Linked DNA regions of Homo sapiens: region 1 is linked to region 2. Evidence: read pairs that join two places in POLR2A ChIA-PET (ENCODE). Cell type or tissue: A673. All regions are shown on one strand. Links, peaks and the distances in the headings refer to the core of each region. The heading gives the core; the rest is flanking DNA. Region 1 overlaps LOC107987084 (a long non-coding RNA gene). Region 2 has its middle 330 kb from the start of LINC01507.

Region 1 (16,643 bases), core at 5,899-10,898, 780 kb before region 2:
GATTACAGGTTTGAGTCACCGCGCCCGGCCGCCTGGCTAATTTTTGTAGAGATGGGATTTCATCATGTTGGCCAGTTTGTTCTAGAACTCCTGGGCTCAAGTGATTTGTCCACCTTGTCCTCCCAAAGTGCTGGGATTATAGGCATGAGCAATCATTCCTGGCCGAAGATTTTCTTTTAGTCTTTTGTTTTCTGCAGTTTAAATATGCATTTTTTTTCCTATTAATTATCCTTGGTGCTCTCTGAGATTCCTGGATCTGTGGTGTGGTGTCTGTTATTAGTTTTCAAATGTTCTCAGCCATTATTATTTCAAATATTTCTTCTACATATTTCTCTCTTTCTTCTCCTTTTGGCATTCACATCGTGTGTATGTATACTTTTTGAAATTGCACCATGTCTTGGATGTTCTGTTCTGGATTGCTTTCTTTTTTCCTGTTTTCATCCTTCTTTTTGTTGTTCAGTTTTGGAAGTTCTATTGATGTATCTTTAAGCTCACTGATTCTTTCCTCAGCTGTGTCCAATCTACTGAGTGACCCAAGAAAGTCATTCAAAATTTTTTTTACATTGTTTTTGATTTTTACCTTTCCTTTTGATTTTTCCTTGAGTTCCTGTATGTCTTCCTACATTACTTATATGGGCTTATATGTTACCTCAGTTTTCCATTAGGTCTCTTAATATATTAATTATATTTATTTTTAAATTCTCTGTCTGATAATTTCAAAAGACATTATTCTTGTTCTAATGCTTGCTTTGTGTCTTCAGACTGTATTTTCTCTTGCCTTTTAGCATGCCATATAATTTTTTGTTGAAAGTCAGACATGCTATGTTGGGAAATAGGAACTAAGGTAAATCAGCCTTTAGTGTGGGGTTTTATGTTAGTATAACTAGGATTTGGACTATGTTTAATTTCTGTTGCAGCTGAAGGTAAGAGAGGTTTCAAATTCCTCTAGTTTTAATTTTGTCTCCCCTGTTTTCTTTGCATTTCCCTATAAACTCTTCCTTAAGTAGAATCTATAGCTTGAAGCTCTTTTAGCTGTAATGCACTTATCACACAGAAGCCCTGTTGATGATCTGGTAAATTGCTGGAGAGGGGAAATGTTCTATCATATTCTGACTAAATCTGAATCTTTTAGTTGACCTGTGTTCCTGGGCTATGACTTTTGCAAAGGTTTCTTGGTTTATGCCCCTTATTTTCCCACCCTTCATGTGAAACAGGAAGGCTAGCATTGCTTAATTTCTCTCCCAAGTAAGTGGGATAAGGCTCAGGTAAAGATTTTTCCCACACAGAGTAGGTATTCTAAGATATATTATACTAATACAAAATTGGAGGTCTAGTTAGGCCAACATATCAGGAGACAATTGTCATTGAATTCTCACAGTTCCCAAGAGGAGAAGACATGCCACCCCATCACGGGCAACAAGGGGAGATGCTGGGGTCCATCATGGGCTGAAGTAGTGGGAGCAACTATGGGAACAACCCTTATTTTGGTTTCTGAAGGAAGAAATAAGTGGGGTAAGATAAGCAGGTTTAGGGTTGGCCACCGTGAATAATTTCAGTGGGCTCTGGGGCATAGAGGCTGTCCCTAGTTGTTTCATATCTGGCTTTAGGGTGATTAGAGCAGATAGATAAAGAGTATAAGACCTGATAAAGCAGGTATTTGGGGTGTGGGCTCTGGATTGGTTGGCTTGTATTGAAAAGTACACGCTCAGATGAGTTATTAACTATCTCTAGGAACCAGGTAACCCTGGGAGGGCAGTCCCTTCCAGGGTCAGCAAGGCCCAGAAATGTCTCACATCATAATACAGAAAGTAAAAGACATGGTCAATAAAGTAGAACTTTATTATGGAGAACACTTTGGTATATTTCACAAGGATTACTTTTTCCCTCTGTTGCAGAGGAAATCTTTTTTGACTCTTCATGGTGAGCACCTGGTTTGGTTCCTGGAGGTGAAACCCACAGAAGTGAGGAATCCTCTAAGACCATGGCTCCCAGGATGTCCACACTCAGCCTCCAGCGATTTGTCTAAACTGCCATTTCAGTGTTCCTACCAGTTTATGGCCCAGTAGGTTCTGCTCTGGATAAACAATTCTTGGCTGTGACTATTCATCTTGCCTGTTTCTGTAGATTTCACAGTGGTGGTCTACTCTGAGACTTCTATTCTCTGATAGATCCAAGAAAAGTCATTTTTCAGTTTGTCAAGCTTTTTCCCTTGTTGTAAAGTTGGGAGTGACAGTTTCAAAGTACTTTACATGTTGGAGCTGAAACTAGAAGTATTGTAGCTGAAACTGGAAGTTCAACCATTTATGACTACAATATCAGTAGGACCTTATAATGATTAAAACACTCAGCTCTCTCAAGATTGAAGTTCCCGGTCTCCCACACACCCCATATTTGGCTGAGAAACACAGTAAACTGCAGAAAGAAAACATTCCAACTCATTAAAAATTTTAAAAGCTCTTTTTTTCTATAATGAAATATTTCCGTAAGCAGTATGTGTTTCTAAGAAGCCTGAGGCTGTATCAGAACAGCCATTTACCTGCCCATGAATAGCCACTGGTATGAACAAAGTCATGATGACCTGCAGTAATCCACCAAAGTCAAAATAACATGTGACCACTGTTTGCTGAAACCAGTCCTAAAGCTGTTCTTTTAAACCATATCACTTAAAAAGCAAACCACACCATTTTAATAACTGACTGCATGGAACAATATAAGATGCTGCAAATGTCAAGATCAAGAACTTTCTTGGTCCATACTTGCAAAAGCTTAAGGTATAAAGCCTTATATCCTAGCCTCATTTAAGGACAAACCTCAAACATTGAACATTATTTTGTCTCCCCCAATTTCACTCCTTATCTATTTCTCAATGTTCCAGGCCTATAAACAGGATGATAGGTTTTGACAGCATTCAATCAGTAAAACTCCTCTGCCCTATCCAGATTCAGAACCTATTAAGAGATTGGCAAATAATTGACATAGGTGGACATGTAAATGCCGCCTATATGATTGACATAGTTATATCGGAGGTATGGGTAAAGTCTGCTAGGTAAGTGGGTGTGATATTTACACCTGCGCCTCCATTTAGATCTTGGTTGCCTTCTACTTCTCTGTGGTAGAGATGGCAGAAAAGGCCAAATCTCTCATTCTTGAGTCCTGTTCAAAGATTAGCCTCATTCAATTGAGAAACATTGACATTTACTAAACAGATAACTCATTTCAAATCCACAGGAAATAGTTAAGGGTTTGGGCAAAATACCAGCAGTACTTAGGGAAATGCTTACTTTTGAGAACTCAGAGAATAAGAAATACATGTTCTTTCTTTGAGGGAATAAATAAGGAAATCATAAATTTCATAATTTTTTATACACCAATTAGTAAAATTATGAAATGCTCAAATGTATAGGCTTCAGTGGGCTGGAAAATCACCTATTTAGGCAGCAAATATCTAGTAAAATGAAAGCAAGGGGGAATTTATGACTGCTTGACACTCTTGAAGCTAAATATTGATATAAGTTGTTTATTACCATTCTAGGAATTGAAAAAAGCAGGGTTTTTAAAAAATCATACCCCAAACCAAAAATTTCATAAACTTTTTGAGTTATGCACTTGAAATATCTTAATTGTAAAAGCTTTAAAGACATATGTTAAAAATTTTAACCTAACTTAGGTAATTAAAAAAAAGAATCAAGTAACACTTTATTCAAGCAGAGTAATAAACATGCCAATAAACATTCTTTTTTTTTTTTCTTTTGAGACGGAGTCTGGGTGTGTCGCCCAGGCTGGAGCGCAGTGACGTGATCTTGGCTCACTGCAACCTCCGCCTCATGGGTTCACATAATTCTCCTGCCTCAGCCTCCCAAGTACCTGGGATTATAGCAGTGCACTACCATGCCTGGCTAATTTTTGTTTGTTTTTAGTAGAGATGAGGTTTCACCATGTTGGTCAGGCTGGTCTCCAACTCCTGGTCTTAAATGATTCACCTGCCTCGGCCTCCAAAAGTGCTGTGATCACAGGTGTGAGCCACCATTCCTGGCCCCAATAAACATTCTTAAAATGTCTAAGAAACACAATAGTTTAATTTGACGTAACACAATCCTATACTACTATTTACATCCCCAACCCTGAGGAGGGTAGCACATAGAAGCTACTTAAATGTGTTTAAGTTAATTCTGTTAATCTTTTAAAATATAGATAAAAATAAACAACCAGTTCTGTGTATTGTATCAAAGCCTGTGAAATTAGTTTAGAAAAATTTCTAATAAATATGTAAGAACTGTTTCCTAATTGAAGAAATATACATTTTTAATTGAATATGTTTGTCTTAGTCATTTATCAGATATAAAAGTTTTTAGAAGTATTAAAATACTGCCAACTATTTATGTATTTACTTTTCTTGATTTTTTTTGAGACAAAGTCTCACTCTGTTTTCCAGACTGGAGTGCAATGGCACAATCTTGGCTCACTGCAATCTCTGCCTCCAGGGTTCAAGCAATTCTCCTGCCTCAGCCTGCCAAGTAGCTGGGATTACAGGCGCCGACCACCATGCCCGGCTAAATTTTTGTATTTTTAGTAGAGTCAGGGTTTCACCATGTTGGCCAGGCTGGTCTTGAACTTCTGACCTCAGGTGATCCACCCGCCTTGGCCTACCAAAGTGCTGGGATTACAGGTGTGAGCCACCATGCCAGGTAAAATACAGCCAACTATTTAAATTTAAGCTGGAATTGCAGTACCATTTTCAATTTTCTTTTCTCATTTTCTATTATGTAGTTATTCTTATTTGTGTAAGTCTGAAGAGAAGTGAGCTTTAGTTATCATGTCCACAAGTGACCACTGTAGAAGACATACATAACTAGCAACAAAATGGGAGAGCTAGCTGGAAATACCCATTCATTAGTTTAAAATTTTTCAATAAATATGTACGGAGCATTTACCATTTGCTGGGCAGCATGCTGTGTCATAGAGTATTGAATGAGAAGATGATTTCCTATAATTCTGAAGCTTATATTTCAGTAGGAGTAAGACAGATAATAAATATACCAACTACATAAATAAATAAATAGGTATTCAAGTGGTGATTATTGCTTTGTGACGATGATAGGAAGTGACAAAAATTTGTGAAATTGGTTGGACAGAAAAGACCACACAAAAAAGGATAACATTTAAAATGAGACCTAAGTGGCAAGAAGGAGCCAGGCATGTGAAGAACTGAGGCCAAAGCATTTCAGGAAGATAACGCAGGCACTAAAAGTCCTGAAGGAGGGAACATGGTGGTGTCTTTGAAGAAAAGAGAAAAGATATATATGAGCATGGCATTGAAGAGATTGAAGGAGAGTGAAGGGGAGATTGATAACACATGGGTCTGGATAGTTGGTAGAGATAAATCGTATAGGCTCCTCAGTTGTGGTTACAGAGTTCCAGTTGCATTCTAATGCATTTGGAAGCCATCACAGGATTTGCATAGAGAGGTTAAATGAAATTAATTATGTTTTAAAGATTATGTGTAGAAAATTGGATGGGGGAGGACAGAATGGAGGAAGAGATATGAGTTTCAAGGCCTATAGAGCCAGGAAAGAGATAATGGCTGGTGGGAGATGGCAGGAAGAGAAGTGGAGAGATTATGAGAGGTTTAAGCAGAAGAATCAAAAGAATTTGTGGGTGGAATGGCCTTATGGAATAAAAGAATGACAGAAATCAATAAGCTTTGGGTTTGAACAACTGAGTGGTGGGAATGCCATTTACACTGACTGGGAGAGGAGCAGGTTTTGGATCGGAGAATCCAGAAGTCTATTTTCATATGTTGAGTTTGGAACATTTATTGGATATCCAGGTAGAGACAGTTTAATAGATGATTGGATATATGAATTTGGAGTCTAGGAAAGAGATCTGGGTTAGAGAAATAAATACATATTTTAGCAGTAGATGAGTATCCCTTAAAGCCATAAGGGAAAGATGAATGAAATTTCTAGAGAGAAGTTGACCCTGGAGCAAAGGGAGTCATAGGACCTGGGGCACATTTAGAGGTTCAGCAGAGAAGGGCCCAGAGAAAGAGATTGATGTCACATGCCCAATGCTTGGTATGATTCTCCCTTAACAGTCTTGATGCTAGAATATTATTATTCAGTTCTTGTCTTTGGGACAGAACTACAAGAGTATGATCGAGGTTGAAATTAGTCACATTATTTTTTCTTTTCCAAAGATGTTGTAGAATTAACTATAAAGAATGAGTGGCTCATTAAGTCGCCCTTGTAAGGCAAAAGAGGCAGGTTAATCCTTCAACAGACTCCACGATGGGCACATGAAGATTATGTTTGCCCCTGCCCACAGGTATTTTTCCCCTACCTACGCTTCCTTGACAAACTGACAATGTTTACATCCTAGTGTCCCAATTCAATCAGCTATCCATAAAGGATTGTGGCCAAAGTCTTTTCTATTTTAGCCATGAGTCCTGATATTCTAGATCTACATATTATACCCTATAATTATACATACTTCCACAAGTTTCCTAATCCCCAAATTCCTTGCTTCTTAAACAGATCATTTCCCTCTAGAGCTTGATAGTTCTTGCCAGTCTCCTCAACTCTTCTGGAGGGCTGCACTGAACATTTTCCTTGTTACACTATTGGCATCCACGGCCTCGCGCAATTCTTGTTAGAGCAAGTTGTTTCAAAGGCACTGCACAAGCTCCTCAAGAATTGCATTACAGAAAAAAGATGAAATGAGAGCAACAGATGTGATCTCACTTCTATTTTCAAATCCCCCTCTGTTAAACAGCAAACAACACAAAGTCCAGATTCCATGGCTCCTCCCTGCCAAGAACTGTTTGGTCATTCTTTCAAGGGGAATCCTTAGGATGTTGGAAATAGCAATCAGCATAGAGAACAAGAGAGAGCTGAGACCCTATTCTGTGATATTTTTTCATTAGTGTTATATAAATTAAGGTTCCTCTACTCCCCATAATATGCTTTCTGGCATATAGAATGTGTTAGACACCATATATAAGCTCATGTTCTTGAATTTAGGCTTCATATAAATGAGAGGTTAGAGGTTCCCAAACTTTCTGATTTCCTGACACCCTAATGTCTCAGTAGTTTTTCTCATGGCACTTCTAACCCATAAGAAATGCCTGACCATTCTGTTATTATTATTGTTTTTAATAGTGAGGTCCAAACAACTTAATAGTACTAGTTTGTGTGGTGTTAGACAGCTGTTGCTGGGTTTGAATTGAATTGAATTGAATTCAATTCAATTTCCTTGAAAATATCAAAGAAATTGAAATATCAAAATTGAAAATATCCTCCAGTGCTTCTGTGAGTTGGCTGCTGCAGGCATCTTGGTGCTCGTTTGGGAACTCTGTGGCCATGTGAATAGCTAAAACAACGTCAAACCTGACACTCCCAAAGCATCTCCCATGGAAGAAGATGTCCTGATCTATAAGGCTTCTGCATTCTTTAATAGACATCTGGGCTTTGAATATTTGGGAAATTGTACTTCATGACCTTTGGAATTCCCAATTTCCAGCAAATATTAAACAAATGGCAGGAAAGTTAATCTTTTCCACAAGGAGTAAAGGAATTAGTTCAACCATTCACTGTTTATTATTGGTAGCAATTGTGTGCAAAATAAGGCACGTTTATGTAAATGTGAATGCTCTTCCAACTCAATGTCAATCTGAAAGTTTATAAAACATAATAAAAAGCTGGGCCCTGGCTGGTAGTGCATGACACATGTTTAGCATTCGTTCCCTTTCTCTTATCCATTCTAAATGTGAAAGCCTGCCTGCATTTAATCAGGTTCTCCCATCATTAACAGCCTATAAAAAGGCACAAGATGATAGAAAAAATATTTCTGAGTATTTAAAGCAAAAAAGTGATGAATGATGCATTTCCCCAGAATTCAGGTGTTCTTCCTACACAGTCCGCCTGTGAACATTTTACTGTTGGGTATAACAGCCAAGTTTCAGCAAGCAGAACAAGATGTTCCTTTGCTTTCTATCAGGGGATGTAAAATGTTTGCTTTTTCTTGACTGCATTCAAGATCACTAGCGAGTCTATGAAGTGAATGCGGATATAAGGGTCAGGATCTGTGACTGGTACAAGAGGCACAATTATGCTTCATTGCCCATATATTTTAAAATTCTCTTTTGTTCCTTATGTATGTTCTTATGTATGGCCATTTCACACGTTCCCAGATCTGGGTGCAATACAGTTTGGATCTAGCAGTGCTGAATTGTCCTGCCATGGAGATTAAAAGAATATATCTGAGTGTAATTAGTTAATTGACTGCTTAGCACTTTGAAAAGCACAAGCTGGGTGTTTCCTGCCCTGGAGTCCAAATTCAGAATGACCACCCACGGTCTGTTCCACACATGAGGTTGAGGCAAACCCATTTATTTTATTTGAGAATTGGTCAAAATATGTGTGCCAGATGATCTTCCTGCCAGAAAAACATATTTCAATCAGAAATGATGGGTCAAGCATTTGCTGAGAAACAGGAGAAAGAGGAGAAAGCAAGAGCCTGGCCCAGTTTGTATATGTCAACCCAATGTTGCACAAGACAAAGTTCATCCACGTATATTATGAAGTTTGCTTTTCTGTATTTCATTTTGACTTTATATAAGACTACAGTGGAATGGAGCCAGATCTATTATTTCTTTTATGTCTAGGATGTAGGCGTGCACCCCATGCTGCTGGAGAATACCACTCAGCATGTGTTGGACATTCAGTAAAAGTTTACTGACTCAAACCATGAAAGCATTTCCACTCACTTCCTCTTTGGAGCAGGTCTTGCCAGACAGGCAAATGGCTAATGATGGAGGCTGGGTTATGGCTGGGAATTATTTCTAAATAATTGGGAGCACTGAGAAACAAAGATCAAAACCAAAAGACCGTGGAGGAAAACTCAGGGTGAACACAGTGCCTAACTGACAGAACCTAGATTCCATACTCTGGTTGGCAACATATCAAGAAAGCAACTCAAGAAAAAACAAGGCAGAAGGGGATATTCTTATCTGGTTTTTACATGTTTCCCTTTTTGTTTTGTTGTGGGGGAATTAATAGAAGAAATGTAATCTCTAGATGACAACTATCATTTGCCCATGTTTTCCAATTCCCATCACTGTCTGTATACGACCTTTTTTTTTTTGAGATGGAGTCTCACTCTGTCACCCAGGCCGTAGTGCAGTGACGTGATCTCGGCTCACTCACTACAAGCTCTGCCTCCCTGGTTCACGCCATTCTCCTGCCTCAGCCTCCCGAGTAGCTGGGACTACAGGTGCCCACCACCACGCCTGGCTACTTTTTTGTATTTTTAGTAGAGACGGGGTTTCACCGTGTTAGCCAGAATGGTCTCAAACTGACCTCGTGATCCTCCCGCCTCGGCCTCCCAAAGTGCTGGGATTACAGGCATGAGCCACCATGCCTGGCCTATATATGACTTTTTAATTTTTATTTTAAAAAATTATTTTAGGTTCAGGGCTACATGTGCAGGTTTGTTATATAAGTAAATTCATATCATGGGGGTTTGTTGTACAGATTACTTCATCAGCCAGGTACTAAGCCTAGTACCCAATAGTTACTTCTTCTGATCCTTTCCCTCCTCCCACCCTCCAGCCTCAAGTAGGCTCCAGTGTCTGTTGTTCCTCTCTTTGTGTCCATGTGTTCTTATCATTTAGCTCCCACTTATCAGTGAGAACATGCAGTATTTGCTGTTCTGTTTCTGTGTTAGGCTGCTAAAGATAATGGCCTACAGCTCCATCTGTGTTCCTGCAAAGGACATAATCTAGTTATTTTAAAGGCCGCATTGTATTCTGTAGTGTATAGTGTATATGTACCGCATATACTTTGTCCAATCTGCCATTTATGGGCATTTAGTTTGATTCCACGTTTGCTATTGTGAATAGTGCTGCATGCATCTTTATGGTAGAATGATTTGTATTTTGGGAGTATAAACCCAGTAATAGGATTGCTGGGTCAAATGGTAGTTCTGTTTTTAGCACTTTGAGGAATAGCCACAATGCTTTCCACAATGGTTGAAGTAATTTACACTCCCACAATTTATAAGTGTTCCTTTTTCTCTACAACCTCGCCAGCATCGGTTATTTTTTGACTTTTTAATAATAGATGTCCTGACTAGTGTGAGATAGTATCCCATTGTGGTTTTGATTTGCATTTCTTCAATGATCAGTGATACTGGGATTTTTTTTTTTTAAATATGTGTGTTGGCCTCCTGTATGACTCGCTTCAGTCAGACCCAATTTTTAAACTAACAACATGATTTCTTGAAATGTAAGAATTTGAAGTGAGAATTACAGAGTGTACTACACCCAAAGGCATAAAAATAATTATTTATTGAGTGAATACAGTGTACAGAGTACTAGGCAAAGTATTTTACATGTACTATTTAATATTTTGACAACACAACAAGATATTATTACTATTATTATCCTCTTTTCAAAATGAAGGAACTGAGTATTAGAGATTTTTAGTTATGTGACCATGGATATAAAATTAGTAAGAGGCAGGAGCTAAAATTCTAACGTAGGCTGTCAATGAGAACTAACACTCATATTACCTCCCTTTGCAATCTCCCTGGAAAACCATAATCCAAATGTAGACATGCAGCATAAAAACATGAAAAGTGCTGAAGAATATTTTTGGTGCAACATATGAGTGAGGAGAAATGAACATGGTGCAGAGATAAAAACGAAGCAATGAGATTTCTTGAAGATTTTGGAAGTCATGGCAAATACATGAGGAGAATAAATGTAAGATAAATGGCTTGTCAAAGAGAGATTAAGTAAAAATAGTAACACTGAATAGTAATTTTAAAAGATGTTAATTTCCATTTTTTTTGAATAGGGAAAACACCTGATTCAAAATTTAACAGACACAAAAGTATATAAATATGTAATTCTCTCTCTAAGCCCCTCCATTTCTCTGTGCAGGGGCAGCTGCCATCACTTTTTACAAGGATATCCTTGTATTATGTATTCAAAATTTATTTTCTCTGGATTTGGATAATCAGAGAGGCCTTTTGGACATTAATTTTGGAATAGTGAAGTAGTGGTTATTTGCAAATACTTTCTCAGATATGCCTTCATTTCTGTAAGTTCTCACAAGTCTGGAATTAGATAATCCACTTTTGACTAAATGCCTTTATGTACATTATTTTTTCTTGACTATAGTTATCCTGATGTACAATAGATCTCAAATTTATTCCTCCTGTCTCTCTGACATTTTTTATCCTTTGACCAGTAACTATCTATTTCTTTCCTCCTCCTACCCAAGCCTCTGGTGAACATTGTATGCACAATGGGATACCATTCAGCCTTAAAACGAACGGAAATTCAGTCATTTGCAACAAAGTGGGTGGACATAGAGGATATTATGCTAAGCGAAATAAGCCAGATACAGAAAAACAAATGCTGCATCATCTTATTTATATGTATATTATATTTAAAGTTTTCTAAAAAAAAGTGAGTGAAACAAGATCAAAAACAGGGATTCCTTACCTACCATTGAGAAGAAATTGCTTTCAAGTACTTTAGAAGAACTAAACTTTGTAAATCATTCTTAGCTCTTCATTAAAATAGCCATTCAAAGCATTTGAAAATCTCAACTGCCTACTTTCCAGTACTTTCTTTGCCTGCACATATATGCAAATACATATGTGTATGCAGGTGTACAATACTTTCAAGTAATTATGTATATCTATATCTATCTATCTATCTATATATATATGAACTTTTATATAGGATTGTAAGATATATACTTCTACATATAAAATTTGAACTTTTCACAATTTCAGATTCTTCCTGTCTTTGGTGTATCTGCCTTGCTGAGTTCCATGTGGGCTTTATCTTTACATTATGATGGAGGAGAGACAGCTGTGTCCTTGAGAGCAGCATAGAGTTAGCCATAGCATAGTGGGAACAGTCGAGTGTGAAAACAAAGAGGCAACCTGTCTTTATTCTTTATGTTGACCAGGACCTCACAAGTGTACACTGGGCAAAAAAACATACCTGCAGCATAGTCACCTACACTCCCATACACTTCTGCATATCATTTGGGATACATCACAACCCTTCTCAGAAATCTTTCTAGACTGGGCACAAAGAAAAGTGGTAAAATTTTGTAACTGGTCTTGATCCTGCTGAGTCATTCCAGGGCATGACCAGCAAGACTATAGAAACTTACAAGTCAAAGCTTTGGGGCTTTGTGGTGTGTGCCAAGGATAGTTCTGGAAGTAATTTCAGGTCCTGCTCACTCCACATCAGAGGGTTCTCTCATTCTCTATGGAAAAAAGAGAGTGGTAATGGTTTTATCTTGAGAGCTTGAAAGCTTGGCTCTGAAAAGGAGGACTTCTCTTCATAGAGGGATGTAATGTGACCGGCAAGAATTTTGGAACTAAACAAATCAATTTTTTTTTTGTTTGCTATTGCTAAATATATTACTGTGGACGGTTTCCCTGGTCTGAGTCTAAATCTTCTCACCTATGAAATAGGGATAATCATCAAATAATAATGTCAACTTTGCAGCTTTGTAAGCATTATATGAAATAATGTATTCATGCCACTTAAGCATATTGATTTGCATTAGTCAATGTCAGTTTCCCTGTACCTACACTGGAAGTGGGAAAAGGATGCTTGCAGGGAAACCCAACGACCTGCCCTCATCTCTTTCTCAACACAAGAAAAGCCTCAGATTCTGGGGATGTTCCTGTGGGAAGTGGAGCTTGCAGAGATTTGAAGCGGTTTGTGATTTATTTTCTTAAATTCCCACTCCTGTTCCTTCTCTTCTTCTTTTCTTCTGCGAGAGAGGAATTGGAGGGATTCACTTCCTGGGCACAGGTGTACAAAGTGCTCAGTCTCATGGGAGCAAGAAGCATAGTCTGTTCAGCTAAATACCCCAAACTTTCTGTCTTAGTTTGTTTGTGCTGCTATTATAAAAATACCTGAGACTGGGTCATGTATAAACAACAGAAATTTATTTCTCAAAGTTCCACAGGCTGGGAAGTCCAAAATCAAGGCACCTGCAAGTTTGGTGTCTGATGAAAGCTTGTTTCCTATACATGGAGCCATCTAGGCATCTTCACATGGCAGGAGGATCAGAAGGGCAAAAGAGAGGGCTGAATACCGCTTGAAGCCTCCCTTTTAAGGGCATTTATCCCATTCACGAGGGAGGAGCCCCTGTGACGTAATCACCTCATAAAGGCCCCACTTCTTATTACTATTGCATTCAAGATTGTTTCAACATGAATTTTGGAGCAAACAAGTACTTTCCAAACTGTTTTCTTACCAAAATGCTTATTTGTCTTGCAGCATCACATTTCAACATAGAAAGTAGATAGAAATGTGACATATATATGAAGAAATGGTCCTACCCCAAACCCTGTAAGGGTTTGTCCCCAGTGTCCAATGTCTTCTATGATGTAAGAGAATAAACAGGGCCAGCTGTTGGTCGGAATGAACTCATAAACATGTCTCAATATCCACCAGTAGCATTTTTTATTGAACTGCTACAAATTTCCAGTATGATTGACTTTTCTTACCTGTTGTTATTTTTTGTATTTTATGTGCCATTATTAATTATTCAAAATTGGTATCTTGGTTATGCCACTGTTTGACAGAACATGCACACCTCCCCTTAAAAACATATAAAAGATGAGAAACTGCACCCTTGTGAAATTTAGAATCTCTTTGAGACTTTGAGGTTTAGTGTCTAATAATCACTTGGTGATTGAATTTTTATGTTTTTGACATTTTTCTAAATGAATTCTTCTCTGATGCTAAACCTGGAATAGTTGCTTGTCTTTCAGTGCATTGGATTAAATGTTAAGGGGGGAGAGAATCATCCAGGAAATTCCCTTTGGTATTGTAGCAGATGTTAGGCAATAGTAGGGAGTCAATTGTGAAAGGGTTACTAGACATGGTCAGGACCCTGTGATAATCTGATCACTGAGACCTGTTCAAAGCATTCAATATGTGAAATTCAGGCTGATTCAATCATTCTCTATGGCCACCCAGGCAGCTTCCTTGAGTATATTTTTAAAAAATGATCCAGACAGCAGCTGCAGAAAATTTGGGGACACTTTTCCCTTTGAGTGAGCATTTCCAGAAAGAAAAATAAATAAAATGTCAGAGTTGGTTCATCTGGTTTGCAAGGCAAGCTCTCCCTCTTCTATGAAGGAGGTTGAGTTGAGGAACGTTGTGGTTTCTGGGATTCAAAGCCGGAGACACAGCACAACGCACACCTTATTTGAGAGCAATTCACATCATACATTTTCATAAGGCATGGACCAGAAAGCAAGCTTTGTTTTCAAACTGTGTTTCCTTGGCACTGGTTGCAGCAATTTGGTGTGTGGTTCATTGTCAAAATGCTGTGGGTGGCAAAAGCAATCAACTAAGGGTGCATGAAATATTTAAATTGGGGTGGTTTGCTGAGGCCATTTACTCAACTCTTAACACCTGTACTCCAATGACAACAATTAAGCCTCTTGTAGGGTAATACTCTGTATCATATGATGTGAGAGTTGGCAGAAACCATACTGAGCAAACTTTTGTGTACTGGGCCACACAGTAAATATTTAAAGCTTTACAGGCCACACAGTCTCTGTCACAACTACTCATATCTCTTCAATTCTGCCATTATAGAACAAAACCAGCCGTAGACAAGACATAAACAAGTGGGTGTGGTTGTGTGCCAATAAAACTTTATTTATAAAAATAGTCAGTGGCTGGATGTGGCTCACTGATTGCAGTTTGCTGACTCCTGGTTTAGATACTATTGCTTCCTTTTGCAGATGAGGAAAGAAAAACCCAAAAAGATGAAAAGAGCCTGCCACTGTCATGGGCCAGTTAGTGGCAGGACACAAAATATCAAAATTCCATATTAAGTTCTGCTATTTTTTGCTCACGGTTTTATGTTTTGCACATAAAAACAGTCCCTCTGTTGCCTCAGAAGCCTGAAGAAGCAAGAGACAACTTTCCCCTCTAGGTTTTGTCATTACCCTAGCTAAAGCAAATGTCTCCACTTGAGAATGCTACTATTCTTTGACATTTAATATAGAAGAAAACTTTAATAGAATAGACATGTATAAATATGTTTAGGAAATATAAGCATTTCAAATATTGAATTGGTTACTTAAAGCCATAAGGGTAAAATCATTGCTAATAGAGGAGGAAAAAAATGATTTATATATTAATACATCTTTGCTCAGAATGTTGGCATCCTTGTTTTCCAGGATGTTCATTAATATCCTCCATTTATTTTAGTTTTACCAGCCCTTCACATTTTCTGTGAGGCCTTGGTGTTTTGTGAAATGCCAGTTACCGGTGACCTCAACTGCAATAGCACTTATTTCATGTGCTTCTTTTGCCGTATTCTATCCCTTTGGTGATGTTATGACCTACATTATTTTAGTTACATTATTATTTCTTTTTCATAATAGTTAATAAAGGAGAATTAAGCAGTAAAAAGAGAAAAAGAGGATAGATAATTTTTAATGCTGAAGAGAGAGAGAAGGAGAGAGAGAAAGAAAAAGAGAGAGAGTTTGATGGAGACATCACTGATAATTCTCCCTATTAAGAAAAAGAAGAGTAAGAAGTGGGTGAGGATCACAGGCCACCCTGTTATGCTGTGTTTGGATGAGTTCTAGTTCAAGATCCTGCCAGGCAGGGATAGCACTTTATGAAGACCCTAAACTTGGTGGGAGGAAGGATGCTTGCACACTGCCTGGGTTAGTGTTCTAGGAAGCTGACCCAAAGGCTGCTCCCCCCACAGCAGATTCTATGGATCATTAATTCTGATACATATGAACATGTGTTACACAAATAAAATGTTTTTTTACTGAAGTAAATTTGGGAAGTGATGGATTAAACAAAGCCCTAGTCTTTTTATGTGAGGGCTTCTCAAAGCCTTTAATGTGCCAGTTATTTAGGAATCACCAAGACAGGGATAGAGTGTGCAGTGGTTTCCTAACATACCAAATGTTTCAATCATGTTATCACGAAACACTGAATGAGACAAGCAACCCCCAGAACATCTCTGGGAAATGCTGAATTCAGTTCTGCATTGGTGGAGTCTTACTTTCTCCAGTGGCAGACCCAACATATATGTCCTTCAAGGTTAGCTTGGGACCTGCTCAAGAGCAAGACAGTAGAACACTTACTGAATAACTAAAGGATAATTATTGATGGGTCAGCAGGCCAACATGCACAATGACAGAATGCATAGACCTGATTTACTTTCATATCTGTTTTTTCAAATATTCTTTCATTCCTTCCGAATAGTTCTCCCTCTGTGTCATGTATCCTTATTCCTTGTTCCATCCTCCTGATGCAAACAAATGCACAATTAGAGGGTCCCTGATGACCCTGGGGCCCACAGAGGTCTTCTGCTTCTCTTTGGCCATTTTAACTGTGAAACAGAGCCAGAGGTTGTCTGAAGGTGTTTAAGTTTTGAGCAAAGCTCCTTCCACTGCAGCCTCCCCACCTTGTTCCTGCCTCAGGGCCTTTGCCCAGCTCTCCTCTCCTGCCCCTTCCCCTTTTGCACCTGGCACTCCTGGTTTTACTTATCCTGCTTTATTTTTTTCTCATCACTGAGTAGCATTTAAAACACACCATTTACTAACTTATGATAATCAGC
Region 2 (16,643 bases), core at 3,776-8,775:
ATCTTATTTTGAATTTTTGCTGTATTAGTACCATTTCCCTTTTGTTACCTGGATGTCTTTTCACTTTTTGCACATGTCCTTTCTTAAATCAATTTTATTGGAGAGATACTTGAGTAGCCACAAAAGTGTCTGTAGACCTCTCTTTGGTTTCTCCCATACTTATGTTATTAACAATGATATTGTCAGAATTTCATTTTCTGATATTACTGTGAATTGACAGAGCTAAGTGAGACAACTAGAATTAGAAAATTGCAAAACTTTATAGTCTTATGAGATCTATGACTCAAGTAGTTACTAAGAGGCTTGTCCTATGGGTAACAGGACATTGGTGGCATAAAGAAGGTTAGGTCCCAGACCTCCCACCTCCCAGTCTAATGCCCTGTACTTATGTATACTTTTTCAAAGCAGAATTAGCCAGTGATATCTTCATCATTTGACCTCTGGGTTATGAGGCTAGCTCACACCACTGATGAAATGCAGCTCTGGATGTGATGGTCCAAGAGATCAATCAGACCCAGTATTAATACTCTGACAGGTATCTGAAAATATGTACAATGTATTCCTGTGGAAGTCATTGCTAATCAAAGTCTTCTTACTCCTAGAGTTTTATGCTTCTTTCTTCCATTAACAATGAAAATTAGGGCCAGGTGTGGTGGCTCACACCTGTAATCCCAACACATTGGGAGGCCAAGGTGGGCAGATCACCTGAGCTCAGGAGTTCAAGACCAGCCTGGCCAACATGGAGAAACCCCGTCTCTACCAAAAATACAAAAATTAGGCAAGCATGGTGCTGCACCTGTAGTCCCAGCTACTCGGGAGGCTGAGGCAGGAGAGTCGCTTGAACCTGGGAGGTGGAGTTTGCAGTGAGCCAAGATTGCGCCACTGCATTCCAACCTGGGCAACACAGCGAGACTCCATCTTAAAAAGAAAAGAAAAGAAAAGAAAATTGGCACAAACTATAAAACCTGTAACCATCCCACCTATGTAACTTAGAAACTGAAAATATTACACAGCCCAGAATACATATTTAATATTAAACTGAAAACAATGACAACATAGTTAACTTCTAACATTTTGTAAACAACTATTTCAAAACAAGCTTTGGTCAAAGTCCTTGTATCAGTCAAAAATTGCTATTAGATTGGTGTAAAAGTAATTGCAGTTTTTGCCATTAAAAGTAATATAATAATGCTGTGTAACAAACATTGAAAAAATGATTGGTTTACACACCAGACTTGCATGGATTAACAGAACAGATGGTGCTGTTGTGCTTTGTACTGCAGGCCTTCGGGTTCAGGTCTGCAACAGGTGTGTTTTATGTCCTTGGACCAGCAAGTAAGCCACAGTTAGTTCTTCTCAGGGTGATGTCTGATGTCAAGAAAGCAAGTAGAGGCTGGGCATGGGGGCTCATGCCTATAATCCAAGCACTTTGGGAGGACAAAGCAGGAGAATTGCCTGAGCCCAGGAGTTTGAGACCAGCCTGGGCAACATAGTGAGACCCTGTCTCTACTTAAGAGAAAAAACAAAGAAATGCAAGTAGATACATGGGACCTCTTAAGACTTAGACTTAGAACTGGCATACCGTCACATCTGCCTATGTGCCATTAGCCAGTCCAGGTCAAATGACCCAAATTCAAAGATAGGGAAAGTCAGCCCATCCATAATGAAACCATGGTCAAGGTGTAGATGCAGAAAGGATGGAAAAATTGGAGACACTCTTTCAAACTACCACTGGCCAAATGCCAAGAAGAAGAAAGAATTTTGGAGCCATGCTTAGAGATATTAACTATATTGTGCTAAAATATATTTGCTTAGTTCACGTGAGCTTTTTAAATAATCTCTGCTGCTTGTTTAATTAATTGCTGTGTGTAAATATTTCTGTTTTCAGGGAATCTAAAGATTCCATCATTTTATAGGAGAGATGGGTTTTTGATTGTACTTGATTCACTGTTCTCTTTCCTGCAATATGAGTACCACCCAGAGGACCCAGAACAGATGTCCCTTTGCCATTTAGTATTATAGCCATGATATTTTAGTAAGACCTGTCATCATCCATTCTGGAAAACAATCTTAAAAACATGGCTAGGGCCAGGCACAGTGGCTCATGCCTATAATCCCAGCACTTTGGGAGGCCGAGGAGGGTGGATCATTTGAGATCAGGAGTTCAAGACCAGCCCAGCCAGCATGGTGAAACCCCGTCTCTACTAAAAATACAAAAATTAGCCGGGTGGTAGTGGTGTGCACCTGTAATCTCAGCTACTCAGGAGGCTGAGACAAGAGAATCACTTGAGCGTGGGAGGCGGAGGTTGCCAATGAGCCAAGATAGTACCACTGCACTCCAGTCTGGATGACAGAGTGAGACCCCATCTCAAGAAAAAAAAAAAAAATGCTTGGCTGAATTGCATGTAAATTTCAAGTCTTTCCTTTGGAAATCCTGGTAAGTTTAATTTTTTAAGTTAAAGTTAAAAAACAACACCAACAGACACCACTAACAGTATTACTTATATTATAAATAACATAACAGGATTATAAATTATAAAATGGGGGTAGGGACAGGAAATATTTGACCCCAAGGAAATACTAATTATATTAATATCTACCATCTTTGAAAAAGGCCATTTATTTTCTTTTTTTAGTATTCTTCAAATGCATCATATGCATTATACAGCCCTTACCTAAAGAAGTTTTAAAAAACATTCTACAATAGAAAGTTCCCAGATACGGTTTTTGAAGAAGATTTAGTGGAGGGTGGAAAGGGAAGCAGCTAGTTTGAAAATATTATTTAACAAAACTAAAACTGCAACTTTGTTTCATTTTAAAAATAGACATTGCATTGCTTCATGTTTTCATTTTATGACTAAAATACTATGTGTATTGCATTTCTTCAGACAGATGTGAGTTTCTGGGTCAATTTGAAATTTGGTTAATCATTCATTTTTGCTAGCTACTTTAAAATGTTGTTTATATTAAGTTAAATGAAATCAATAAAAGGAAAAATGTCCCAAGCCTTTTATGCAATAAGGTTTCCAGTACAGGCCAGGTCAATTACCCCTCTGATACCTACAATTGGCATTTTAAATGATCAGGAAAAAATAGCTGTTACTGATAGTTTTTCAAAGCCAGCTTGGTTACAAGCCATTTCATAATCTCTGTAGAAAAGTGTTTCAGGAGAAATTAGATTAATTTTTAAAGGCTCTTTACCCTTGGGTTTACTGTAAGAATTCATCACCTTAACACACCATGTTTATTAAGCAATTCCATGTTTTATATATGATGTATATAAAATCTGGTTGTGTGAGGGGTTTATATTTAGCTGTATCCAAGGCTGAATGAGACAATCAGGGTGACAGGATGTTAACATATTAAACATATTAGTAAATAGGGCTTTAATTTTAACAGTAGGAGAGACTTGCTTCTATGCCATATATTATTTTGTTCGAATATTAATCACATCTTCCAAATTTTCCATGATTAATATCTAATGGTCATATTTTCTATGCATTGGGAACTTTTTTTCCCTTAACTATTACACAGTTATTTAATGACGAATTCCTCACAATTGCAAAATGATGTTTAGTTTTTTGACACACTGGTGATAAAATTTAAAATTTAAGGAAAAAAAGCCCTCCTAAGAATTGCATTACGGAGAACAAATCTTGCATTGGCCAAATGGTTTTACAAGGTAAGCCTTTCTGTCTCATTGATAGAACGTAAAGAACCCCTCAGTCACCTCCAGACTTAAAACACTCTATGGTGCAGAAGAAAATATAAATTCCCATCCTTGTTGCTGCCTAATTTTAGTTTGCCAAATGATGAGTCATTTGTTACTTTTCAAGAAATTATTTCCCCAAAAATAGTTTGCCTTATTTATTTTTACACAATTAAAAGAAAGAAAGAAAGGAAGAAAACTAATGGATAGCGAAAAGCAATTAGAAGGAACAATGTGAAGTTGCAGAAGGATTATATCCTTGCAGAAGATAAAGAAAAAAAATGCACGTATATTCTCTACATGCTATTAGAAAGTGTTAGTTTATTATTTGTTGTGTTAAACACATAGACATACAGATTAGGAAATATAATGATTTCTCTGTTGTTTAGAGACATGGAGATCAAAAGAGGACAATTATCCATCCTTCCATTCATTTAGTAAAATTTGAATGAGCACATACTATGTGCTGAGCATGGATGGATAAGACATGGAGAAAGCTACAACCTCGGTAACATTAGCAAACTGACATCCTCTTTCAGCTGCCTAATTTTAAACAGTGCAAACAGATGTTAGATTGAAAAGTTATGTTGTTTATTTTCTTTGAAGAAAAGAAGTGGGAGACTCGGCCTTCCCCCTAAAGCTCCCCAAAGGCTCAGGAGTTGAAATTTGTTGTTTACTGTGTAAAGTAAAAACAACAGTATTTGCATCCTGTTTCCACTGGGGGATTAAAACACAATGGCCCTTAGCTCTAGCGTGGGCTCTGCCTTTCAACCATTTATAATACTGAGTATTACTGCCTTGGAATGAGGAGGCTACAGAACAGGGAGACAATGTTAGAGTTAGTACATTAAAGCAGATTTCTAATTCTGCATAACTAGCATGCATTTACTTCATTAACTAGCAGTTACATTTCCCACGCCTTCAATTAACACTGGTTTCATTTTAAATGCTATCAGTTAAGACAAGATGCGATAAGAAAACATCATTGCCAAGCAAGCATTCCTCAAACACTGTCTGATTTATCTCTTTGGCAATTCATTAAAATGCAAAATATATTGAAATTGATTTTCAGCACTTTCAGGCAGGAATGTTTGTAATAATGTTAATTTGCAAATTTCCTTTTTTTTTTTTAAGTCTCTGTGCTGTAGTCGCCATGTTTAGCTGGAGGCTATTTTTATTGTGCAGACAGAAAATGAACAGCGAACATTTATTTCTCATATCTTTCTGAGAAACCTGAGGTGCATGAAGATATTTGTTCTGTAACAGGCATAGTCAATCTCCTTCACTCGCTTTCGTCGCTATATATCACCAGCAAACTCCCAGCTAGTCCTGCTGTAGCAATTAACCTGCCAGAGCTCTCTCCTGTCAAACTTGTTAATAATAAACTCCTCCCTCCACCACCCCTGAGAGAGACAGAGCTATAGATTCTGGCTCTGCAACTTCCATAGAGGCTGAATTATTCAGAATCAGCATGATTAAGAAGATGACATGGATATTAGTTAAAAAGACATACTTTTTTTTCTCTCTCCCCTGACTGAGGTTTAAACCTATTAAGGTTTAAAGCAGTGGAGGCAACTGATCTTTCCCTCTTTAGTGCACCAGTCCTAAAATAGGAATCCTTGAAAGACTATTTACAATACCTTGTCAATGTCCAAGTTTATGAATAAAAAGTATAAATACCAGGAGGGAAGTGTCAGAGTCAAAATGTACAGCTCGTGTAAATCTAGGAACTGGCTAAAAATAATATTTTCACCCCAAAGAGACAAAAGGAGCGGGTTTGTTTCAAGAAATTAGTCATGTTTCAATTGTTATTCTTATAAGCAATGAAAAAGCTTCTCATGTTTGTGTTTTTTGGGTCAGTTTCAAGTGGACCAAACTGTGATTAATTATAAGTTTAAAATCCGGATACACGCTCTGTCAGATAACAAGTCGTTAGACTCTAGAAATAGCATATCCCTAACAATAATCCTTGTCTTTATGAGGATGGCAGTATTATAAATGTCATAATGGATTGCAAATGAACCAGCTGTTTACATTCTACTGTAGCACATGAATGGGAGGCTAGCAAGCCAGGAAATAAAAAGAGATTGAGGAAAATTTACTGATACCAAGTCACAGAAAAAAGCCCAAGGAACTCAATTTTTACGCATTCCCATCCAATTTACCCTTGCTGACTTTTGGGGGGGAAGTGTAGCTTTTGAAACCAGTTGTATTATTTCACTTTAAGATGCCTTCTAGTATATTCAATAGACCCATCAGAGTTATATGTTCCTTTTTCAGTCTCAAGCTGCCCTCACCATATGAGATTGGTTACTGTCTGAGGACTTTCAGAGAAGGATTTGAATGCAATTTCAAGGGCCAGACAGAGCAGCTTTCAAAACACTGCAAGCCTAGGAAAGCAGGGTTAGTGGCCCAGGAGGGGTGAGAGACTGGTTTTCTCTTTCTCATTTCACTTCAAGCTAAAGCACCTTTTGATCCCAACCAGGTGAATTGGAAACAGCATGGCGTTTCTAATTGAATGACCCCACCCATCCAAGCTCTGTAAAATGGCAATTATCAGTAACTACATTATTGCCAGCATCTTCCGCATTAGCCCATGGAGACTGGTGATTCCTTTGGGAACAGAAACACTTTGCTCTTCCATGTATGATTAAACCTAGGTCCACCCATGAGATTTCAGCAAATAGCCAGGCTGCTCACATGTGCTTGTTAGCAGATGGCCATTTTCTGCACATCAGGTATGAATCATAGGTGTTTGTTATGCAAAGATCTTATTTCAAGTTTCATGTCCTCTTTTATCAGCCAGAACTAGAACCCAGCAAAGGGATGCAAAGGAGGGGTACAATTTTACATTACAAATTAGGAGTGTTGCTTTATGGGGCATTACAGCTACTCTATTTAAAAATCCAATTCAAAAGATAACATTACCACTTTGTTATGTTCGCATTTTCAGATAAGGCACCTTACCCCTGGCTGCAGTTTTCTTATCTCTCTAATATTCATGGAGTGGTAGCTTTTAATTAAACCATCCACAACTCTATGTAACTCAAAGTGTATATTTTACTGCTGAGGGAACCAATAGTCAAGAAAAATTCCATATTTTTAATTTATTTTTAATGCCTGGATAGTTTTATTATCAGTGATGTCATGAACAGTGTTGTCCTACAAAAATGACTAAGTGCTGTGTTTCAGGAGACATACAGATCATATCAGGGGTCCCAAAAGTTCATGAGACTCTTGATTTTCACAGATGGGTTATTCACAGATTTGACTTTGCCAGAAACTCTTCGAGGTCCGTAATATGTAACCATTTGTCATTTTCCCCAGGCATAATTTTATTCACATGCATGGCAGATCCAGAATGTGGAGGTGAGTCACTAAATTACTGATTTCTCCAAATTAACTATCTGTCTTCTTCAAATATAAAATGCATTGACTTCTGTGACATCTCAGACTCCTGATTTTTTTCCAAAGGTCACATTTTCTCGGCCTTGTTTTCAATTCCATCACCTAGATGTTAAGGTCCACACCTCTTTTTCAGTCTTCACACTCTCTTCAGGTCATCTTTTTGATGCCCAGGATTTCAAGTTCTATGTATACGTTGATGACTCACAAGTACAAATTACCCACCCGTATCTTGCTCCTGAAATTCAGAGGCAAATACTCAGCTTCATCTTGCACACTGGATATCCTACTGGCACTTAAATTCAATATATGCAAAATAGAATTCATAATAATAATAGTAATAATGCACATAATATTGAATTAGCATTTAATGCTTATTCTCATAATCTTTACCAAAACCCTAACATGTAGGAGACTGTCATATTCCCCATTTTACAAGGGAGGAAACTAGGACTTAAAGAGGTTAATTGTCAAATGTCAAATGTTCACAAAGAGTTATGATTTGGACCTAAGTGCACCTGCCCAGAGTCTATGTTGTTTATCACCACTCCCATGCTGACTACCCTTAGTTTCCTCTTTCACTTAATTCTTCCTAGTGGTGTTTCCTATTTGGATGGTGCAACTGCTTCAGGGTGACTTTCCTGTTCCCATGGAGTAAGTTGGGTTTCCAGGGCTAAAGTCTACAATTAGTTTTTTAAATTAGCACCTTTTTTCCCCCCCAGAGAATCTGTAATCATGTATTTGACTTTTAAACCTCTCAATAGCCTGGGAAATACACTGGACAGATACCAGCTCCATTTGAAGTTGAGAAAACAAAGCAAAACAAATTGCTGAGGGAGGGAATAGTTCCGAAAGAGGGAACAGCAAGTGCATAAGCCCGGGTGGGGTAAACATAAAATAAAAGTAGCATTCTCAAATAACAGAATCATTTATTTTTTAAGTTAGAGCACAAAGAATGAAAGTGAGGAGGGGCAAGAGGCAAGAGAGGCAGACGGGTGCTAGATCACAGAGGCTTTTACAGGCCATGTTAAAAACCTGAAAATGTATTCTAAGAACAAAACAAGAAACACTTCAGCAATGGGATATGAAAACCCAAAGGTCGTTTATTTAATTCTCAGTCATTGATGGGCAAAACTGATCATAAAGACTGAAGTTTAAAATTTTTTCAATGCATGGAGGATGCTGATGAGGAAGGGCAGAAGAAAAATGATAAATTGTGATCTTTTTACTTATGCATTAAAGGGGCAAGTACTCCAGGGAACCTTGTGTAAGATATTAAGAGAATAGGTCTCCTAATAATATTACATATGTGTGTGTGTGTGTGTGTGTGTGTATATATATATATAATTATATATAATATATTATATATAATTATATATATATAGTATTTTTAAAGCAGTTTTAGGTTCACAGAAAAATTGAGTAGAAAGTACAAAGTTCTCATATAGCCCCAGCCTGCACCCCCTTACTCTACCTCAAACAGCCTCCCTGACCATCCATATCTAGCACCAGACTGGAACATTTGTTACAACTGATGAACCTACCTAGACACATCCATATCACCCAAAGTCCATAGTTTACTTTAAGGGTCACTCTTGGTGATGTATATTCTATGGATTTTGGCAGTTGTATGATGACATATAGCTATCACACCAAGTTGTTTCACTACCCTAAAAATCCTCTCTGCTCTGCCTGTTTATCTATCCCTTCCTCCTAACCCTGAACAACCACTGATGTTTTTACTCTAACCATAGTTTTGCCTTCTCCAGGGTGTCATATTGTTGAAATAATATAGTATGAATCTTATTCAGACTAGCTTATTTCACTTAGTGATGTGCATTTAAGTTTCTTTCGTGTTGTTTCATGGCTTGATAACTCATTTCTTTTTAGTACTGAATAATATTTCATTCTATGAATGTACCACAGTTTATTTATCCATTTATCAGTTGAAGGACATCTTGGTTCCTTCCAAGTTGTGGCAATTATGAATAAGGTTGCTACAAACATACATGTATAAGTTTCGTGTGGACATAAGTTTTCAGCTCCTTTGGATAAGCACCAACAAGTGCAATTGCTGGATCCTATGGTAAGAGTATGTTTGGTTTTGTAGGAAATAGTCACCAAAAACTGCTGCAACATTTTGCATTCCCATTAGCAATGAATTCCTGTTCCTATTGCTCCATATCCTCGTCATCATTTGATTTCGTCAATATTATGTGTTTTAGCCATTCTGAGTAGATACGTTGAAGTATCTAACTATTGTTTTAATTTCCAATTCCCCAATTACATATGATGGTGAGCATCTTTCCATTTAGTTGTCATCTGTATATCTTCTGTGGAGAGATGTCTGTTCAGGACTTTTGCCCATTTTTTAACTGAGTTGTTCATTTTTTTAATTGTTGAGTCTTAAGAGTTCTTTGTATGTTTTGGAAATCTGTTATCACATCTCCTTGATTTTCCCAGCCACTAGGGGTTGTCTGCACTCCTTGGCTTGTGGCCCCTTCTTGCCCCTTCGAAGCCATCAGTGCAGCTTCAGTCCTTAGGTAGTACACTTCTGAACTTGCACCTGTCATCACATTTTTTAACTCTCTCTTTTTCTGTCTCCCTCTTCCACTTTTAAGGACCCTTCTAATTACATTGGGCCCACCCAGATAAGCCAGGATAATCTCCCTTTTTTATAGTTAGCTATTAGCTCCTTAATTCTCCTTTTACCATGCACCTTAACATATTCACAGGTCCTGGGAATTAGGAGGTCGGCACTTCTCAGGAGGCATTGTTCTGCCTACCACAGTGCTCCATAAGTATTTGCTATTTATTAGTAGGAGTAGGAATTTTAAAACAATATGAAGTCACTACTTATAAAATGATTAATATTGAGTTAATAAAATCTTAATATTTTACAGCTGCCTTGTTTCCACTTAATTCAAAGCAACAGTTATTTTTTTTCTTTCTTAGCAGTTTAAATGTATGAATCTGTTTAAAGTATTTAACTTAGTTTTCATAGGAACAAAAACTCTTGTCTTTTCACACTCACCTGGGGCGAAGAATTTATACAATATTTAATTAAACTAAATAACGATAGTGATAATTATACCTGCGATAAATGCATGGGGAGAAGCACAACCGGCTATTGGTAAGCATAGAACTCAGACTCAGCTGGAGAAGCAAGAGAGTTTGGGCTCATCAGAGGAATGCCAACCAGTGACAGACACACAGCATACAGGGAGCATTCATCTGTGTGCTTTGCAGAGGGAATGAAGATTGTCCATTAATCTGGTAAACCAGTTAAGTGGAAGATTTTTGAAGAAAGCTTCTGCTCTGCTTCAAACAATAGAACACAGGCTCTGCAGGCAGACATCAGTTCTAATTCATTCTCACTCATATCTTACAAGGTAGGTTACTTTGAGCAAATTAATTAGTGTCTAAGATGTTCTGTTCCCTCCTCTTGTCAAATGAGGATTAAAATAATATCTACTTCACAGTGTAGTGGTAAGTTCAGTACTAACCTTGTTCTTGCAAGTAAAGATGTTCATTGCATGCTAGTCAATAAATCACAAGTATTTGCATACTATTTTCATTAGTTCCTCGAGTAAATTCCTACACATAAATTGCTGAATGCAAGTGTATATAATTCTCTTAATTTTAATACAGCTATTATCAAAATTATCTCCAGAAATATATGCTCATTTCACTTTTGCCTATAATGTGTGACAGTGTCCATTTCCTTAAAAAAAGTGATAATATTTTGTATCATTTAAAAATTGCCGTTTGACAAAAGCAGTGTTAAGAGGAAAGTTTATAGTGCTAAATGCCTACATCAAGAGGACAGAAAGATCTCAAATTATCAACCTAACCTCACACCTAAAGGAATTAGAAAAATAAAAACAAACTAATCCCAAAGCCAGCAGAAGAAAAGAAATAACTAAAATCAGAGCAGAACTTAATGATATTGAGACTCAAAAATCCATACAAAGGAACTACGAAACAAAAACTTGGTTATTGGAAAACATAAGCAAGATTGATAGACTCTAGCTAGATTAACAATGAAAAAATGAGACAAGAACTAAATAAGCACAATCAGAACTGACAAAGGGGACATTACAGTTGATCCCATGGAAAATACAGACGATCCTCGGAGATTACTATGAACTTCTCTATGTGCACAAACTAAAACATCTCGAAGAAATAGATAAATTCCTGGGTACATACAAGCTCCAAAGATTGAACCAGGAAGAACCAGAAATCCTGAAAATACTAATAATGAGAAATTGAATCAGTAATAAAAAACTTACCCTCCAAAAAAATCCCCAGACCAAATGGATTCACAGCCAAATTCTATATACCAGATGTGCAAAGAACTGGTACCAATCCTACTGAAACTATTCCAAAAAATTGAGGAGGAAGGACTCTTCCCTAACTCTTTCTACAAAACCAGTTTCATCCTGACACCAAATTCTAGCAAAGACACAACCAATAAAGAAAACTACAGGTCAATATCCCTGATGAATATAAACTCAAAAATCCTCAGTAAAGTATTAGCAAACCAAATCCAGCAGCTCATCAAAAAGTTAATTCACCACCATCAAGTGTGCTTGAATCTTGGGATGCAAGGAGGGTTCAATGTACATGAATCCATAAATATGATTCAACACATAAACCTAATTTTTAAAAAAATGTATGATCATCTCAATAGACATGGAAAAGCTTTGGATAAAATCCAACATACCTTTACAATAAAAACCCTCAACAAACTAGGCATCAAAGGAACATACCTCAATATAATCAAAACAATCTCTGACAAACCCACAGACAACATCATACTAAATATGCAAAAAGTGGAAGCTTTCTCCTTAAGAACTGGAAGAAACAAAGGATATCCATTCTCGATATTCTTATTCAACACAGTACTGGAAGTCCTAACCAGAGCAATCAGGCAAGACAAAGAAATATAAGGCATCCACATAGGAAAAGAGGAAGTCAAATTATCTCGCCTCACTGAAAATATGATTCTATACCTAGAAAAACCTAAAGATTTTCGAAAAGATGTCCTGGTCTGATAAACAATTTTGGCAAGTCTCAGGATACAATATCAATGTATAAAAATTGGCAGCATATCTATATACCAATAAGGTTCAAGCTGAGAAGTAAGTCAACAGTACAATCACATATACAATTGCCACAAAAAAGGTAAAATACCTAGGAATACCTCTTACCAATGAGATGAAAAATCTCTACAAGTAAAGCTACAAAACACTGTTGAAAGAAATCATAGATGACACAAACAAATGGAAAAGCCTTCCATTCTCATGGACTGGAAGAATCAGTATCATTAAAATGTCCATACTGCCCAAATCAATCTACAGATTCAATGCTATTCCTATCAAATTACTAACCTAATTCTTCACAGAATCAGGAAAACACTATTCTAACATTCTTATGGAACTGAAAAAGAGACCAAATAGCCAAGGCAATCCTAAGCAAAAAGGATAGCTGGAGGCATCACATTACCTGACTTCAAACTGTACTGCAAGGCTATACTAACTGAAACAGCATTGTATTGACGCAAAAATAGACACATAGACCAATGGAACAAAATAGAAACACCTGAAATAAAGCCACACACCTACATCAACCACTATTCAACAAAGTTAACAAAAATAAACAATGGGGAATGGATACCCTGTTCAATAAGTGGTACTAAGAAAACTGGCTAACCATATGTAGAAAAATGAAACTGGACCCCCACCTCTTATGATATATAAAAATTAACTCAGGATAGATTAAAAACTTAAGTGTAAGACCTCAAACAATAGAAATGCTAGAAGAAAACCTAGGAAATACTATTCTAGACATTGGCCTAGGCAAAAAATTTATGACTACATCTTCAGAAGCAAATGCAACAAAAATAAAACTACAATTGGGGCCTAATTAAACTAAAGAGCTTTTGCATAGCAAAATAAGCTATTAACAGAGTAAACAGACAACCTACAAAACAGAAGAAAATACTTGCAAACTATACATCTGACAAACGACACTGTCCAGAACCTATAAGGAACTTAAATCAACAAGAAACAAACAAATAACCTAATTAAAAAGTAGGCAAAGAACATAAACAGACACTTCTCAAAAGAAGACATGCAACTGGCCTACAAACATGAAAAAATGCTCAACGTCACTAATCATCAGAGAGATGTAGATCAAAACTATAATGAGATACCATCTCACACCAGCTAATATAAGCTATTGTTAAAAAGTCAAAAGAAAAATAACAGGTGTTCATGAGGTTGTGGAAGAAAGGGAACACTTACAGACTGTTGATGGGTATATTAGTCCATTCACATTTCTATGAAGAACTACCTGAGACTGGGTAATTTATAAAGAAATGAGCTTTAATTGGCTCACAGTTCTTCAGGCTGTACACAAAGCATGGCTAGGAGGCCTCAGGAAACTTACAGTCATGGTGGAAGGCAAAGGGGAAGCAAGCATATCTTCACATGGCCAGCAGGAGACAGAGTGAAAGGGGAGGTGCTATATACTTTTAAACAACCAGATCTCATGAGAACTCACTCACTATCACAAGAACAGCAAGGGGGAAATCTGCCTCCATGATCCAATCACCTCCCACCAGGTCCATCCCCGAACATTGAAATTAAAATTTAACATGAGATTTGGGTGGGAATGCAGAGCCAAACCGTATCAGCGTGAATGCAGATTAGTTCAGCTCCTGTGGACAGCAGTTTGGAGATTTCTCAAATAACTAAAAATAGAACTATCTCAACAAACTAAAATCAGAACTACCATTCAACCCAGCAATCCCTTTACTGTATATATACCCAAAGGAAAATAAATCATTCCACCAAAAAGACACCACCACTTGTACATGTATCACAGCACTATTCATAAAAGCAAAGACATAGAATCAACCTAGATGTACATCAAAGGTAGATTTGATAAAGAAAATGTGGTACATATACACCATGGAATACTACACAACCATAAAAAGGAATGAAATAATGTCCTTTGCAGCAACATGGATGCAGCTGGAGGCCATTATTCTGAGCAAATTAACACAGAAACAGAAAACAAAATACTGCATGTTCTCACTTAAAGTGGGAACTAAACATTGGGGACACATGGTCACAAACATGGGAACAATAAAACATTGGGGGTTCCAAAAGGCAGAAAGGAAGGAGAGCAAGGATTGAAAAACTACCTATTGGGTACTATTTTCACTACTTGGGAGATAGAATCAGTAGAAGCCCAAACCTCAGCATCACGCAATATATCCATGTAACAAGCCTGCTATGTACCCTTTGAATCTAAAATTAAAATAAATAATAATACAATAAAAACAGCCAATTGAATTGCCTAAATAAGTAGTATCTGAAATTATTCTTTTCATTTGAATTTCTGTGATTATTGCTTTTGGGAATTCTTTCATGTAAAATTTTATTGACCAATTGATATCCTCTTTTTGTGAGTTATTTGTTAATATCCTTACCCCATTTTAATTAAGAAGTTTAAAGTGTTATGACTGATTTGTAAGATTTTGATATATTAAGCCCTATGTCATATAAGCCCTTAATTTTTCTGATTTATGTTTTACTGTCTGTTTTATTTATGTGTCCTAAAGATATCCTTGAAAGACAATTCCTGAATTGCCTCTTTCCTTTGGGAGGAAAACAATTTTAAAACACCATCTGCCTGAGATTTCTTATGGCTAGTAAATTTCCCAGTGATACTACGGCATGCAATTCAGTGTTCATCAAAGAGTTCATTTGAATCTTTAGTAATTATTTGACTTTTTAAGAAACCATGACTATCTTCAGAAAGTTGTTTCTTCTTTACATTCTTCTCATACCTTAGGTACTAAACCAACTTGTATTTGTGATCCCTGACTTTTTTTTCACCAATCAATTTCTATTCTTTTTAAATTGCATATTTGAGTAGGCTTTCCTTTATTTAGTAACTGTTGCCTTAAAGCTTTTTATTATAGCACCTCTGTCTGTTAAGTAACGTCAACTTCCTTCCCATCACCTCCACACTTCTAATCCCCCTCCTCACAGCCCCCTTGCTGAATGAAAAGCAATGAAATTTTTTTGTTGGAAGCTTTGAATGAATAATTCATGTGGAAAAATCATCCGTGTTGTGCATGCTCAGAAGACAGAGCACTTCTCTTGTCAGTCACAATGGCTTGGGTAGGACTAAGTGCTGTTCTGTGTGTTCTTGGAGTGTGCAGCTGATGGCGGGCTGCTGAGATTGCCAACTGTGTTAATCCCGACCATCCTTCCTTGTCTTCTGTGACAGGAAGATTAAGAATTGGGGTCTTATTCAACTGTTGCAGTTAGACTGTATTTCACTTTGTTGTTTCAAGCCTTCTTTTAAGTTACTGACAGATTCTCATCATCCCTCAAACCCTGTGAAATCCTGACCTGGTGCAATTTACTCCTGGGCAGCATGGTTGAGAGAGTAAGGAGTATGGCTTTTCACATCAGAGAACCTTAGGTTTGGATTCTACAGCAGCTGTTTATTAACTTGGCAGCTTGGGCCAGTTGCATAAACTTGACCAGCCTCAACTCTCTTATCTGGATATGGAAGGAATTATTGCTACATAGCAGTTTGGGGTCGGGGGTGTGTGAATTTCATAAATAATTTTCTTTATGGAAGCACCCAGCACTCTGCCTGCAGGTTGGCAGGTTTCTAGTTAGTGTTCATGTCCTTTTAATTGATTTCTTCTTCACCGTTGTCCCCGTGATCTCTATCCTTTATTTTGTTAAAAATGTGTAAACTACTTAATGAACATACCATTTCTCTGCCTAACAAATAGAAAATTCAGTATTTTCCCTATTTGCATGAGATAAAGTCTACTCTCTCCAGCATGATCCCAGTGAGAGGCCCCCTCCCTTCCTGCCCACCCAATGGCCCAATGGCCCATCAACATGGAAATGTTCTTCACTTTTCCCAAATCATTTAAGTTCTGTTTCCAGGCCTGGCAGCTTCTGCTCTCATACATATCTAACCACAGGATAATTATCTGGCTATGTCTCCACCTCCCAATTGTACTGTGATCTATAAGGGGCATGTATGTGCTCTAATGTCTCATTGTTTGTCTTATAGAAAATGCCTCAAGAAATTTTTGGTGAATGAATGAGTGAGTAAATGAATAAATGAAATATTGAACATTTTTAAATACAGTATGGTAGAAATTTAAAAATGCTAAAATCATGGTGACATGGTGACAAACAGCAGAAAATGCCTACTGCACACTTTTTAGATCAGACATCTGTGAAACCAGTCTTTAAAATATGTTGATAAATGCTAGGTGCATTTTTCTTACTGTTTACATCTGTTCCCCACCTCTTTCCTCCCTGGTTGCTTTCTCCAACTTTTGCCCCCTTCCTTCTGCCTTCTGAAGAACATAGAACTAAGAGGGATGATTTGCAGAATCCCTCCAGAGGCTGGTAGCCTCAGCTGTGTTAAAGGGAACCTGGCCTGTTTTACTTGCTGGGTCTATAAAACATCCTCACAG

The links. Peaks named below come from ENCODE experiments on the same cell type or tissue, not always from the same donor. Only the 100,000 strongest peaks of a DNase experiment are listed, where the experiment ranks them.
Region 1: POLR2A ChIA-PET joins it to region 2 with 7 read pairs; 1 of 35 experiments calls an interaction of 5 or more read pairs at or near these places.

The regions. Positions count from the first base shown.
Region 1 is chr9:80,924,437-80,941,079 of GRCh38, reverse strand. It overlaps LOC107987084 (a long non-coding RNA gene), which reads right to left. Exons shown (of 3, transcript XR_001746764.2): 3 at 12,202-12,290. Among named protein-coding and RNA genes, the nearest start is that of TLE1, 760 kb to the left of the region's middle. In A673, for the core only: no CTCF peak of the experiment used is centred there; a DNase peak (open chromatin) is centred at 8,699; H3K27me3 peaks cover 803 bases.
Region 2 is chr9:80,146,765-80,163,407 of GRCh38, reverse strand. No RefSeq gene overlaps it. Among named protein-coding and RNA genes, the nearest start is that of LINC01507, 330 kb to the right of the region's middle. RefSeq lists an enhancer at 5,975-6,476. In A673, for the core only: no CTCF peak of the experiment used is centred there; a DNase peak (open chromatin) is centred at 5,747; H3K27me3 peaks cover 617 bases.